Linked DNA regions of Homo sapiens: region 2 is linked to region 1. Evidence: chromatin contacts called from ENCODE Hi-C or POLR2A ChIA-PET data. All regions are on one chromosome and are shown on one strand. The core of a region is the stretch at or near the end of the contact, and the rest is flanking DNA. Distances in the headings are between cores, read along the strand shown. Region 1 holds the start of ANLN (anillin, actin binding protein). Region 2 overlaps AOAH (acyloxyacyl hydrolase).

What was found. Hi-C counts contacts between places; a loop is a spot of excess contacts on that map. ChIA-PET counts read pairs that join two places held with the same protein, here RNA polymerase II (POLR2A). Pooled maps may share reads with other maps.
Region 2: a pooled map shows a loop between it and region 1 (3-fold over the local background). The contact joins the enhancer-like site here to the promoter of ANLN in region 1. A Hi-C loop is called at or near these places in 1 of 168 maps with a recorded cell type or tissue (naive thymus-derived CD4-positive, alpha-beta T cell) and 9 of 50 pooled maps. POLR2A ChIA-PET finds 5 or more read pairs at or near these places in 1 of 52 experiments (activated naive CD4-positive, alpha-beta T cell).

Annotation. Positions count from the first base shown.
Region 1 is chr7:36,385,470-36,393,007 of GRCh38, forward strand. ANLN (anillin, actin binding protein) reads left to right here and starts at 4,393. Exons shown (of 24, transcript NM_018685.5): 1 at 4,393-4,575. The coding sequence starts at 4,558. It also overlaps a transcript of MATCAP2 not described here. RefSeq lists enhancers at 4,038-4,628, 4,629-5,219 and a silencer at 4,038-4,447.
Region 2 is chr7:36,663,942-36,671,022 of GRCh38, forward strand. All of the region lies in intron 3 of AOAH (acyloxyacyl hydrolase), which reads right to left. Among named protein-coding and RNA genes, the nearest start is that of AOAH, 57 kb to the right of the region's middle. Within about 2 kb of position 5,815, at least 3 of the 41 ENCODE cell types and tissues checked have a DNase peak (open chromatin) inside an H3K27ac peak, as active enhancers do.

The DNA.
Region 1 (7,538 bases), core at 3,143-5,642:
CCGACATAGACCTATGTGTACATAAAAAGTTGAGGCTGAACATAGTGGCTTACACCTGTAATTCCAGCACTTTGGAAGGCCAAGGTGGGAGGATCATTTGAGGCCAGGAGTTGGAGACCAGCCTGGGCAACAAAGTGAGATCCTGTCTCTACAAAAAATTTTAAAAAGTAGCGGGTTGTGGTGGCATGCACCTGTTGTCCCAGATACTTGGAAGGCTGAGATGGGAAGATTGCTTGAGGCCAGGAATTTGAAGCTGCAGTGAGCTGTGATCGTGCCACTGCACTCCAGCCTGGGTGACAGAGCAAGACCCTATTTCAAAAAATAAAATAAAATAAAATAAAATAAAATAAAATAAAATAAAATAAAATAAAATAAAATAAAATAAGATAAAGAAAGAACTGTTGGGTAGGCGCAGTGGCTCATGCCTATAATCCCAGCACTTTGGGAGGTCTAGTTGGGTGGATCACTTGTGGCCAGGAATTCGAGACTAGCCTGGCCAACATGGGGAAACCCCAACTCTACTAAAAACACAAAAATTAGCCAGATTTGGTGGCATATGCCTGTTGTCCCAGCTACTTGGGAGGCTGAGGCAGGAGAATCGCTTGAACCCGGGAGGCAGAGGTTGTAGTCAGCCGAGATCAGGCCACTGCACTCCAGCCTTGGCGAAAGAGCGAGACCCTGTCTCGGGAAAAAAAAAAAGAAAAGTTGATATATGATAAAAGTGGCATTACAGGTCAATGAGAGAAAGGATGGACAATTTAATAACTGCTGCTAAGACAACTGGTTATCCATACAAAAAACAAGATCAATCCAGATAGTTTAAAGACAAAAGCATGAAAAGCCATACTTTAAAATATTTAGAAGAAAGTACAGCAGAACATCTTTATTATCTCAGGGTATGGAAGGATTTCTTAAGGCATAAAAAACACAAATCCTAAAGGAAAATATATATGGTATATGTGTATGTGTATGTGTGTATGTGTGTGTGTGTGTGTGTGTGTGTATCATTAGTTATATTAAACATTTCTGTACATCTGAAACATCATAAAGTAAAAAGACAAGCCACAAACCAAAAAATTGGCAAGCCGAAAAACCAACCAAGTTTATTTTCCCAGAAAATAGTAAACAACCAACAAAAACCCTATAAATCCATAAGAAAAAGGCAAATAATTGCACAGAAAAATGGGCAAGGATATAAAGTTGAAAATCACAGAAAAAGAAAATTGAAAGTCCAATAAATAAAAAATCATGTTCACCTTCACTAGTGATAAGAGAAAGGCACTCAAACAAGAATGGCAAAATTTAAAATGTATCCACATATTGGGGAGGAACTAGAGCAGCAGCCAGGGGCATATACTACTGACTGGAGTATCATTTGTTATGACCATTTTGAAGAGCAGTTTATTTTTAATATCTGGTAATAATATTCCTAGGTATATTGCTCTAGAGAAAGTTTTGCATGTGCATATAAAGGATAGTCATGGCATCATGGGGTCTTTGGAATGAAAAACTGGAAATAAGCTAAATGTCCATTAACAGGATAATGGGTACATAAATTACAAGTATATTTGTATAATAAAATTTAGCAGTGAACATGAATGAAATGCAGCTACAGTTATTAGTGAGGATAAATCCCATAAAGATATTATTGGGCCAGAAAAAGTTGCAGAAAGACTTACATTCTGCAAATAAAATTTATATATAAAACACTAGATATTGTTATGGATATATATGTAGATGTGATAAAAGTATACATATTTCTATGGGAATGATAAACATCAAATCAAGATAGTTTTACCCTGGAAGAGTGGGAAGATGAATGAGAATAGGAAGGGACACACAGGAGACTTCAATTACATGTGGGATGTTTTGTATTTTTTTAAGCTAGGTGGCTGGTATATGGTTATGTTTTATTATTCACATTTTTATTGTATTTCATAACATAATTTTTTTGTTTTCAAATTTTTTTATTTGTTATATAACACAATTTTTAAAAAGATAAAAGTCATTCTAGCCTAGAAACTGAAGAATGAACTACCGGGGGTTAAGAATGAAAGGAGGTATAGTAGGAGACAATTGTAATACCCTAGGAGAGTAGACTTGAATATCTACCGTAGTTTCTGGCACATAGTAGGTGTTTCAGTCTTAGGAGTTATTTAATTGTGATGGTTGCCATTATCACTATCATCATCATTATCAAGGTAGAAACCAAAGACATAGTGGGATGGTGAGGGAAGATACACTAAATGTTGTGAGTAGCTATCTTATGCTAGGTGCTTTACCTCTTTTAGTCTTAACTAGAATCTAGTTGAGGTAGATACAAAGAAACTAAGGCTCATAGAAGTGATAGCCAGAAGGCACAACGGCTACATAAATTTCTAATGACTCATTTTCCAACGTTGTTTAAAACACGCATACACACACAGACACGCCCCAAATACATACACACCTTTCTTGTCACACTTGAAAAAAATGGAAGTATCTTTTTCCTTTGTTCATAAGTAACACATTCTGGGTTAAATATTAATAATTCCATATACTACACACTCGGACAGTGTCTTATTACTTATTATGAAATATTTTTGGATTATGTCTCTCCATTTTTCATCTGCCCCTCCTAACAACTCTGAGGAAATCAGGGCAGATGATTATTCCTGTTACACAGATAAGTAAACTAAAATACAAACAGGCTAAATCAGAAGTTCTTGTCCTGGTGTCCATGAACTTCACAAAATCCTGTTAAATAGTTTATGATTAAATGGTCATTTTTCTAGGTAGAGGGTCAGTTTTAACATATTTCCAAAGGAGTCCATGACTCCCCACAAAGGTTAAAAAAAAAAAAAACCCATGGGTTAACCGATTTGGCTAACTGGGTGGAGCCCTGACCCCAAGCAATATTTCCCTTACCTCTTGCCGTGATTTCAGTCACGTACAATTTATCATACAAAAATTCAAATTAAAAATATTAGTAAATTCTTTTTGTAATGTTGATTGACTGCTAAGATGGACATATTATTAAACATATTGAAACCACTCAGTTGGGAGGAATAGTTCTGTTTTGTTCAGCTCATGGACAGTCACTCTTAACTTTTCAGATGAACAAATCAAGAACTGTCATCTTTACCTGCACAGACTTGTTATAGAAGAAATGAATCTGATACAGAAATTATGTAACCTATCTTACAATTTGGAGTACTCTACAAAGAATAAGCAGGAGACACAGCCTTAGCTAGTGTGGAAAACGGGTCATGAGCTGAGAACAGGGTTTTCATTTCTTTGGACCAGTTTCTTTAACGTTTTCGGGTGTCCCTTCTCTCGGCAGTAAAAGGAAGGATTGAACTAGATAGAGGGCTTGTCAGAATTCCTCCCGCTCTAACACTGTACACAGTTGGATGGAATTTAAAATAAAAAATTGTGCATGAACGCTTCACACAGTCTGTTAATTTTAGCTTTATTTCATTGGCTTAGAGTGTCGGGGACCCACCGGAACTGGCTTTTCTGAGGGCCAGGCCTGCAGTCCCCCTTTTGGGGACTAGGAGTTGGGTGTGACCTAGGAAACAAAGCTACTGAAGGCCAACGGGCTAGCAGCACCTGAAACACAAGGGCTCTTTGTCTGGCTCTGTAGCCCAGGCTGGAATGCAGTGGTGTGATCTCTGCTCACTGCAACCTCCACCTCCCGGGTCCCAGTTCAAGCAATTCTCCTGCCTCAGCCTCCCGAGTAGCTGGGATTAGAGGCACGCGCCACCATGCCTATCTAATTTTTTTGTATTTTTAGTAGAGACGGGGTTTCACCATGTTGGCAAGGCTGGTCTTGAACTCCTGACCTCGTGATCTGCCCGCCTCGGCCTCCCACAGTGCTGGGATTATGTCCTGCCAACACAAGGGCTCTTAATCCTTTTTTTTTCTTTTTTGAGGCAGGGTCTCACTCTGCCGCCCAGGCTGGAGTGCAGTAGTGAGATCGCAGCTCACTGCAGCCATGACCTCCTGGGCTCAAGCGATCCTCCAGCCTCAGCCTCCCCAAATGCTGGGATTATAAGCATGCGCCACTACTCCCGGCCTTAATACTTTATTTAGGAATGAAGGAAGGCGGGAACACCCAAACGCGGTTGGTGTGAAGCAATCGCCTTAAAGCTGAGGGGAATGTGTGGTTGTTGGGGGTGGAGCCAGGAACCCGACGCCGTTGGAGAGCAGGAAGCGCCCCGCTGCCCGCCTCCACCCCGCGGCGAGGGCTGGGAGGGGGCCGGGAAGGAGGCGGGGCCGCCCCTGGGAACCACCCGGCCCGGCGCGGCCACGTGACCGAGCGCAGGGGCGGGGAGAGGGCGCCCCGGCTCCGCCCAGCGCGCATGCTCGCGGCTCGGCGCTGAAATTCAAATTTGAACGGCTGCAGAGGCCGAGTCCGTCACTGGAAGCCGAGAGGAGAGGACAGCTGGTTGTGGGAGAGTTCCCCCGCCTCAGACTCCTGGTTTTTTCCAGGAGACACACTGAGCTGAGACTCACTTTTCTCTTCCTGAATTTGAACCACCGTTTCCATCGTCTCGTAGTCCGACGCCTGGGGCGATGGATCCGTTTACGGAGGTGAGTGAGTTTGCGGGTGCAGCCAGCCATGACCCACCGCTCTAGGCCCCCACCCACCTTCCTCTGTCAACCTCTGGGCGAACCCCCACCGGGCGGAGGGCGCGTGTGTGCGCGCGTGCGCAGTGTGTGCGGGCCGGGGTCGCCGCGGCTGCGGCCTGCTGTGGTTGGTGGGTTCCTCTGAGATTTTGTTGTTTCGGTCCTACAGATAAAACTCAGGGAGGAAGGCTTTGAGTCTGTCCTAAAAGGCTGTTGCGAGAGGTCTTTCAGCCCCCGTTTTTACCATGTCCCTCTGCAGTCCTGGCGCAGCAAGAGTGAGGCGCAGGCCTGCGGAACGGGTCCTGCTGGAAGCAGCTGGAATGCCCTGCAGGGCGGGGTCCGGGGCCGGTGACTCAGTGCGGCTGCCGCCGGGAAAGGCAGTAGGATGTGTGATTTGCGGAGTTCACGCAGCCCGCAGGGGAGATGCTAATGAAATGACAGCAAAACGTTAAAATAAGCAGGTGCTAGAAACCACTGCATTCGTTCATAAAAAGCCAGTAGTTCCTTGAGATCCCATTGTTCAGCTAACTAACGAAGAAGTTCATACCCGGGACTGACCATTTTAATTGAAACAATGCAAGTGTACCGAGCAAAACTATCAGCTCACGATTTTAGAGCAAAGAAATAAACTTTTCGGTGTTTCTGGGGCATATCATTACAGTACTTATTTCATCTTTTGTTCCTTTGAGATTGCATATGGGTTACATGGTTATTGTGTCGATTTCTCTAGTTTTAGCTTTTGTGGAGAATGTGCGTTGTCACATTCAGGAGTGTTTTGTTGCCAGTTGTCCACTCTCTTTTATTCCAGGACAGTTCCTCTTTCTTTAGGCTGTTGTGCAAATTTCAAACTGTTAGTTTTTGAGTGTTGCAAAGTGGACCTAAAACTGTTTACACTGATTCAAAAACTTAAATGCTGTGAAGAGTGGTAATTCTTTCGGGGAGATGTAATTATAATTCTATAAGTTATGTATGAGATATTAATTACAGATTTCAGCAATTAGAGTTTACTTATATTCAAGCATGACATAATCTATTTTTCTGTTTCAAATTCTTAATCATCTTGGGACAAATACATCAATTTTTTTCACCTTCCTTAAAGGTTCTAATAGAAAAATCTAGAGCCTATTTTTGTATTAGCCTTAAAATAGGGCTGGTCATGCACCAAGTATCTTTCACTTACACTGAGGTCGAAAAGCGTGTATTTATTTTATCTAAACTAGAATACGATTCCTTAAAACATTAGCCCTATGTGTCTTCCTAAGTAACAGACAGGAACAAAGCATTTTTAAGTTGGCTGAAAATTGCACTTCATTTTACTTAAAAATGTCATTCTGAAGGTAGTACAAATCTCAACTGAAAGAAACTTTACCTGTTTAGATCGTTTTAGGATGTGCTCAGAAATATGTATGGTTTATATTATGAAAAGTTAGATCACTTGCAGTTGGAAAAACAGCTTAGACGTCTTTTCCTTAATAGGTAATGAATGAACTACTTGAATTGATTCCAACTCTTGGGTGCTTAATTATAGCATTCATAACATTTGCACAGTGAAATGAGCTACTGGTACAGTTGTCTATCAACTGAAAGTCAGTATAAAATGACTCTCTCAACCAGGGTTTCCTCTCAGAACCATGGTACACAGGAAAATTGAGAGACTATTTTCTCAATTCTCCCAAGGATAATTCAATGCCACCCTACAAACATAGGAAATAAGTCTATCATATTAACGCCAGCGTATTAGGGCTTAATTATTTTGGTAACTCCAGTTGAGAAAGGTTACAATCATGGTAAACTCTCTTTTCCTCAAACAAGACTGTTCTGCATTGGTCTTCCTCCCTGTGGTCGCTGATACTGTTCTGGCACTCTTTTTTTTTTTAAGACGGAGTCTCGCAGTGTCGCCCAGGTGACAAAACCATAAACTCACTACTCATAACGTCAAGAGTTTGAAGCTCTACTCACAGGTGATAGTCATCCCAGTACAAGAATACTACAAAGAAACCCAGAGTGAAGTGTACCAATCCAGAACTTTCTTTATAAAAACCTTAAAAGAGAAAAAGCTATAATTAAAATACTTCACAGAAGCATATTTTATTGTAGACGCTTTAGATCCTTTTATGTCTGCAGGCTGCATATAAATAAGTATGCAAATAAACATGCCACTACCATTTTTAGTGGAATTTCTCTTATTTTCCAGAATTAAATGAAGTTCCCTGGGGAAGAGCTGCTAGAGCATATTGAAAATAATAAGAAGTTAATTTATATTGAGTCTACTGTGTTAAAGAAGGCAAGGAAATTAGTAAAATCTCCTAGAAAAATTTGTCAGAGATGACTTTGGGGTGTATGTGGCAAAAGTTGTTCAGGGACTATAAGCTTCAGTTACCTGAGATTCATACATGTGGGCTATCCTACTTCTTGAATATGTTATTGCAGTGGTTTTTTTTTTTTTTTAATGCCTACACTGTTTGAGAAAGGTGTGATATTTCAAGGAATATACCTTGTATTTAAAAGAGTTTTAAAATTCCTGATATACTATTATAAGGAACGGCTACTTACATTTATTGAGCTATTGAGTTTATATATTTAAGATATATAATTTCTTTTAATTTAATAACCTTTGGTGTTTATAGCTTTACTTCACAGATTAGGGATCTTTTTTTGTGTATCTATTTAATTTTTTTTTAATCTGGGAATTTTTGAATCTAATGTAAGCAATAGAACATTCATATACGTTTGAATGACAAAATCACATTCTTTTGTTGTGACCTACTGCTCATGGTAACTGAAGCTGTACTGACTCACAAATGTTCTAACTGACCAGAATGGAATGTGGGCATGTCCACGAATGAATATAATTAGGCTAGTGTTGTATCTGGGAAGTGAGAGATATAGCAATTGAAAAATTACAAATTTATTAATTTAGAAAGGAG
Region 2 (7,081 bases), core at 4,565-7,064, 280 kb after region 1:
CAGTCCTCTAACAACATATAATGTTGAGCTTCTTTTCATAAGTTTATTTGTTATCTGTATGTCTTTTTAAGTGAGGTGTCATTTAAGATCGTTAATTTTAGGTTCATTTTTTTTTTAAACTGGGTTGTTTGTCGTTGAGTTTTAAGAGTTTTTTTATGTGTCTATTTTGGATAACAGATCTTTATTAAATATATACTTTGCAAATAGTTTCTCTGAGTCTATTTATTTGTACTATGTAAAAAGTTATCACAAAACCCAAGGTCAACTAGATTTTCTCCTACACTTTTAGGAGTTCTGTAGTTTTGTTTTTTAAATTTATGTCTGTGATCCATTTTGAGTTCATTTTTGTGAAGGATGTAAGGTCTGTGTCTGGATTCATTTTTTTGCATGTAGATGTCCATTTGTTCCAACACCATCTGTTGAAATGACCATCTTTTTTTAAATCATATTACCTTTGCTCCTTTGTCAAAGGTCAGTTTACTGTATTTATGTGGGTCTATTTCTGGGCTCTCTATTCCATTCCATTGATTATTTGTCTGTCCTTTCACCAATACCCTGCTGTCTTGATTACTGTAGCTTTGTAGTAAGCCTGATTTCAAGTAGTATCAGTCCTCCAGCTTTGTTCTTCTCCTTCAATATTGTGTCGACCATTCTTGATCTTTTGCCTCTCCATATAAACTTTAGAATCAATGTGTCAATATCTATAAAATAATTTGCTGGGATTCAGATTGATATTGCATTGAATCTACATGTGTTAGGCTGTTTTGCATTGCCATAAAAAAATACTTGAGGCTGGGCAATTTATAAAGAAAAGAGGTTTACTTGGCTCACTGTTCTGCAGGCTGTACAAGCATGGCTCCAGCATCTCCTTTGAGTGAGGCCTCAGGAAGCTTTCAATCATGGTGGAAGGAAAAGGGTGAGTGGGAAGTATCACATGAAGAATGAAGAGAGCAGGAGTGAGAGAGTGAGGGGGAAAGTACCACACTCTTTTCAACAAACAAATCTCATGTGAACTCAGAGCACGAAGTCGCTCATTACCAAGGGGATGACACTAAACCCTTCATGAGGAATCTGCCCCCATTATCTAATACCTCCTACTAGGCCCTACCTCCAGCATGAGAAGTCACATTTCAACATGAGATATGGAGGGGACAAACATCCAAACAATATCACTACAGATCCAATTGGGAAGAAGTGACATCTTGACAGTATTGATTCCCTCTATTCATGAACATGGAACACCTTTTCATTTATCTAGTTATTTAATTTATTTCAATAAAGTGTTGTAGTTTTCCTCATATAGATCTTGCACATATTTTGTTAGATTTACACATAAGTATTTTATTTCTAGAGGTGATAATGTAAATGGTATCCTGTGTTTGATTTCAAATTCCACTTGTTCATTGTTGATATATAGGAAAGTGGTTCACTTTGTATATTAACTTTGTGTCCTGCAACCTTGCTATAATTGCTTATTAGTTCTAGAATTTTTTTTTTTTTTTGCCGATTCTTTTGGATTTTCCACATAGACAATCATGTCACCTGAGAACAAAGTTAGTTTTATTTCTTTCTTCTCAACCAGTAGACTTTTTATTTCCTCTCCCTCTTATTGCATTAGCTAGGACTTTCAGTACAATGTTGAAAAGAGTGGTGAGAGAAGCATCCTTGCCTTGTTCCTCATACTAGTGGGAAAGCTTCTAGTTCTCAGCATGAAGTATGATGTTCATTGTAGTCTTTTTGTAGATATTCTTTATCCAGTTGAGAAAGTTTCTCTCTAGTTATTTCTAGTTTACTGAGAGTTTTTTTTAAATCACAAATGAATATTGGATTTTGTTAAATGCTTTTTCTGTGTCTATTAATATAATCATGAGATTTTTCTTTTTGAGCCTGTTGATACGATGGATTACAATATTTGATTTTTGAATGTTGAACCAGTCTTGTATATTTAGGATAAATCTCACTAGTTGTAGCGTATAATTCTTTTTAAACATTTTTTATTTGATTTGCTAATATTTTGCCGAGGATTTTCCAATCTATATTCATGAGAGATATTGGTCTGTAGTTTTCTTTTCTTGTAATGTCTTTGTCTGGTTTTGGTATTAGGATGATGCTGACCTCATAGAATGAGTTAGGAAGTATTCTCTTAGCTTCTATCTTCTGAAATAGATTATAGAGACTTGGTATACCTTCTTTCCCAAATATTTGGTAGAATCTACCAGTGAATCTATCAGGGCTTCGTGTTTTTTGTTTTGGTAGATTATTAAATATTGATCCAATTTCTTTAATAGATATAGGCCTATTCAGATTGTCTATTTCTTCTTGTGTGTTTTGGCAGTTTGCGTCTTTCAAGGAATTGGCCCATTTCCTCTAGACTATCAAATTTGTGGGCATAGAATTATTCATAATATTTCTTGATTATCTTTTTAATATCTGTGGGATTTGTAGTGATGTCTTCTCTTTCAGTTCTGATATCAGTAGTTTGTGTTATCCCTCTTTTCCTTAGTTAGGCTGGCTAGAGGCTTATCAATTTTACTGATATTTTCAAAAAATCTAGCTTTTGGTTTAATTTTCTATTAATTTTCTATTTCTATATTAAATTTCTATTGATTTCCTATGGTCAATTTCCTTGTTTTCTGCTCAGATTTTTATTATTTATCTTGTGTTTACTTTGGATTTACTTTGCTCTTCATTTTCTAGTTTCTTAAGGTAGAAGCTTAGATGACTCATTTTAGGTTTTTATGTTTTTCTAATATAGTCATTCAATGCTACAAATTTCTGTTTAAGCACTGCTTTCACTTCATCACACGAATTTTGATAAGTTTTATTTTCAATTTTATTTAGTTCAAAATACCTTAAAATTTCTTTTGAGATTTCTTCTTAGGTTCATATGTTATTTAGAAGTGTTTAATCTCCATGTATTTTGTGATTTCTAGTTCTCTTTCTTTTACTGATTTCTAGTTTAATACCAATGTTATCTGACAGCAGACATTATATAATTTCTATTCTTTTAAATTAAAATGTGTTTTATGTCTCAGAATGTAATGTATCTTGGTGAATGTTTCATGTGAACTTGAGAAGAATGTGTATTCTGCTGTTGTTGGATAAAACAGTCCTTAAATGTCAATTATATCTGGTTGATTGATAGTGTTGTTGAGTTCAACTACAGTAGTCCCCCCTTATCTGAAGTTTTAATCTCCATGGTTTCAGTTATTTGTGGTCAACTGTAGTCCAAAAGTATTAAATAAAAAACTCCAGAAAGAAACAACTCATAAATTTTAAATTGCATGCTGTTTTCAGTAGTGTGATGAAATCTTGCACCATCCCACTCCATCTCACCTGGGATGTGAATTGTTCCTTTGTTCAGCATACCCATGCTGTATACACTATCTACTTGTCAGTCACTCAGTAGCCTTCTCAGTTACCGGATTGATTGTCACCATCTCACAGTGCTTATGTTCAAGTAACCCTTATTTTACTTGATAACAGCCCCAAGGCACAAGGGTACTGTGCCTAATTTATAAATTAAACTTTGTCATAGATATGGGTGTATAGGAAAAAACATAGTATATATAGGATTTGGTAACTTTTATCCATGGTTTCAGGCATCCACTGGTGGTCTTGGAACATATTTCTCACAGATAAGGGAAGATTACCATATGTCTTTACTGATTTTCTGTTGGCTGGATCTGTCCGTTTCTGATAGAGGGATGTTGAAGTCTCCAACTACAATAATAGATTCATCTATTTATCCTTGCAGTTCCATCAGTTTTTGCCTCCCATATTTTGATGCTCTGTTTTTGGTGCATACATATTAAGAATTTTTGTCTTATTGGAGAACTGACCACTTTATCATTATGTAACTCTTATCCCTTTATCCCTGATAACTTTCCTCACTTTGAAGTATGTTCTGTTTCAAATTAACATGGCTGCTCTTTCTTTTGATTAATGCTAGCATGGTATAGCTTTCTCTATCTCCTTTTAATCTATATTTATCTTTATATTTAAAGTGAGTTTCTTGCTAGACAGCATATAATTGAGTCTAATTTTTTGATCCACTCTGACAATTTCTGTTTCTTAGTTGGTGCATTTAAACCATTGACAGTCAAAATGATTATTGATATAGTTAATACCTACCATATTTGTTACTGTTTTTTATTTGTTACCGTTGTTCTTTGTTTTTATTTTTGTTTTCTACTCTTTTTCATTTCTCCCCTGCTCCCTCACTCCTACCATCAGAAACATGAGAGGTTTTTGTGTGTGTGTGTGTGTCTCTAATAACTACTATGAGAAATCAGTTGAACTCTTGGAGGTAAAACTCACAAAAGAGTGGGTGGGCACACCCCTATGACTTGGTTCCCCTGGAATTTTTAACACAGTCTTGTCTACGTCTAGCTCCAGCAATTTGTCTATTACAGTACAGATTATCTTTCTTTAATGCTGGCTCCTGTGGCAATTTTTGCCCTGGAAAGTTGTGATTCTCTGTATCCACCTGTTTCTCCCCACTTTCGGAGGCAGCTGCTTGCCCAATAATCTTACTTCTTTTGTTGTTTGTTTGATTTCTTGGAGGCAGAGTCTCCCCCTGTCACCCAGGCTGTAGTGCAATGGCGCTATCTCAGCTCACTGCAACCTTCGCCTCCTGGGTTCAAGTGATTCTAATGCCTCAGGTTCTAGAGTAGCTGGGATTAGAGAGGTGCACCGCCACCCCCGGCTAATTTTTGTATTTCTAGTAGAGACGGGGTTTCACTATGTTGGCCAAAGTGGTCTTAAACTCCTGGACTCAAGTGATCCACCTGCCTTGGCCTCCCAAAGTGTTGGGATTACAGGCGTGAGCCATCACACCCAGCCCTGATCTTACTTCTCTTAAAGATCTATGAAGTATTGTTGGTTTTTCAGTTTGTTCAGCTTTTTAACCTGCTGTTAGAACAGAGTGGTGACTTTCAAACTTCATAATGTTGAACCTATCACATTTTCATTTACTTCCTTTTACTACCTTTACAGCTATAGAAGTGTACAGAGTGCAGCATGCAGGAAGGGCAGGGCTTCAACACTTTGGCATAGCCAGCTAATTGATTGCTTGAATTAGAATCATGGTAGAATTACAGTCGATGATGATGACCATCGTTATCATCATAAATCTAAAGAGGAGCAAGGATGACCACATGGCAGAGTAACAGAGCCTGTGGCAGGGTTAGGGGAATAGAGCCTTTTTCACTTGAAAGTGCTCATATTTAGACCTGTGACATTACTTTCAAAGGAGGTTTTATATACAAATTGTAGTCACAGAGATCCCCCAGCAGAACTGGAAGATCTTCTTCATATAACTTAATACTTTTATCTTGTTTCTAGGTCACATCCTTTATAGTGTACTAGAATTTAATTATTTCTATAAATCTTGTAATTATCTTGGGAATAACAGAATTATATTCCCCCCCCACCTTTTTTTTTTTTTTTTTTTAATTTAAATGGAGTCTTTCTCTGTTGCCCAGGCTGGAGTGCAGTGGCATGATTTTGGCTCATTGCAACCTCCACCTCCTGGGTTCAAGTGATTCTTCTGCCTCAGCCTCCTGAGTAGCTGAGATTACAGGCACTCACCACCATGCCTGGCTAATTTTTATAGTTTTAGTAAAGATGGGGTTTCACCATGTTGGTTAGGTTGATCTCAAACTCCTGACCTCAAGTGATCCACCCGCCTCAGCCTCCCAAAGTGCTGGGATTACAGGCATGAGTCACAGAGTGCAGTGGCTCTGCCCTGTATTTTTAATGCCTCTCCCAAAGCCATTAATTACATCTAAGGTATACCATAATTGTTATCAATTCTGTTTTGCATTTTTTTCTTAAAACTGTTAGTAGTTTATGCCTGTCCTGATCTCAGAGAGCTCCTGGGCTTAGGACATAAGAATTTGTGATTTAGAGAGAAGCATAAATAGATACCAGAAAGCAACACAGCCAGACAGAGACCAGAGTCAGGCTTGCTACAGGAATGGAGAGAGCAATGGCGGTCTGAGACACACAGAGGGGACCCAGCTGTGTCACTGGCTGGGATTGAGCTGCCCCCTGAAGTAGCTCCTCCCTGCATGACTCAGGTTCTTAGGGGAACCCCTGAGTTCTCAGGTATCCTTTTTTTGTTTTTTTTTTTTAACATCTTGTGGCTCTGCCTGTAGGAAGGAAATGTAATTGCTGCACAATTAGTCCATGAATTATTGAGAACTGAGTGGTGTGAAATAATAAGGAAGGATGCCCTTTGGGTTAGAAAATACATTTAATATTGGAAGACTGATATTCAAGTAAAACTAAATCATGAGGTTGTCATTTTCAGGCTCTCCATCAATCTCGAGCTGTGTCTGATGGCTTAAAACAAGCTGTATGAAGAACATGCCCAATGAGGAAACATTTCTATCAGCTCACAACTAATACACATAGGAAATTATGGACAAACAAAACACATGGTGGACAGAACCACGAAGGTGGGATCAGACATCTGTTATTTATTCATTTATTACATCTGTGGTTCTTCAAAAGTGGCCCACCTCATGCTAGCGAGAATTAGTCTCTTTATTAGAAAGAAAAATGTGATTCGGGCTGGAGTGCAGTGGCGTCATCTCAGCTCACTGCAACCTCGGTCTCCAGGGCTCAAGCGATTCCCCTGCCTCAAGCTCCCGAGTAGCTGGGACTACAGGCGCGCGCCACCACACCCGGCTAATTTTTTTTGTATTTTAGTAGAGACAGGGTTTCACCATGTTGGCCAGGATGCTCTCGATCTCCTGACCTCGTGATCCGCCCGCCTTGGCCTCCCAAAGTGCTGAGATTACAGGCGTGAGCCACCGCGCCCGGCCCGCTGGTCCCATTCTTTCTCCATACCTATGCCCGCTTGTCTCTTGTACAGTTCACATGCTGTACAGTTTGCATCTGCAGTGATGAGTATTGTGTCTGTCCTTTCTCTGATCCTTGTGCTTCACTGGTTCTCACACTCACCACTCTATAGCCAGGTACAGAAGAGCAAGTTGTGTCTGAATTACCCAGGCCACTTCTCGGTAACTCCCAGCACACTGCTGTTGGGAGCTGCTCTCTGGCACCCCCTTTT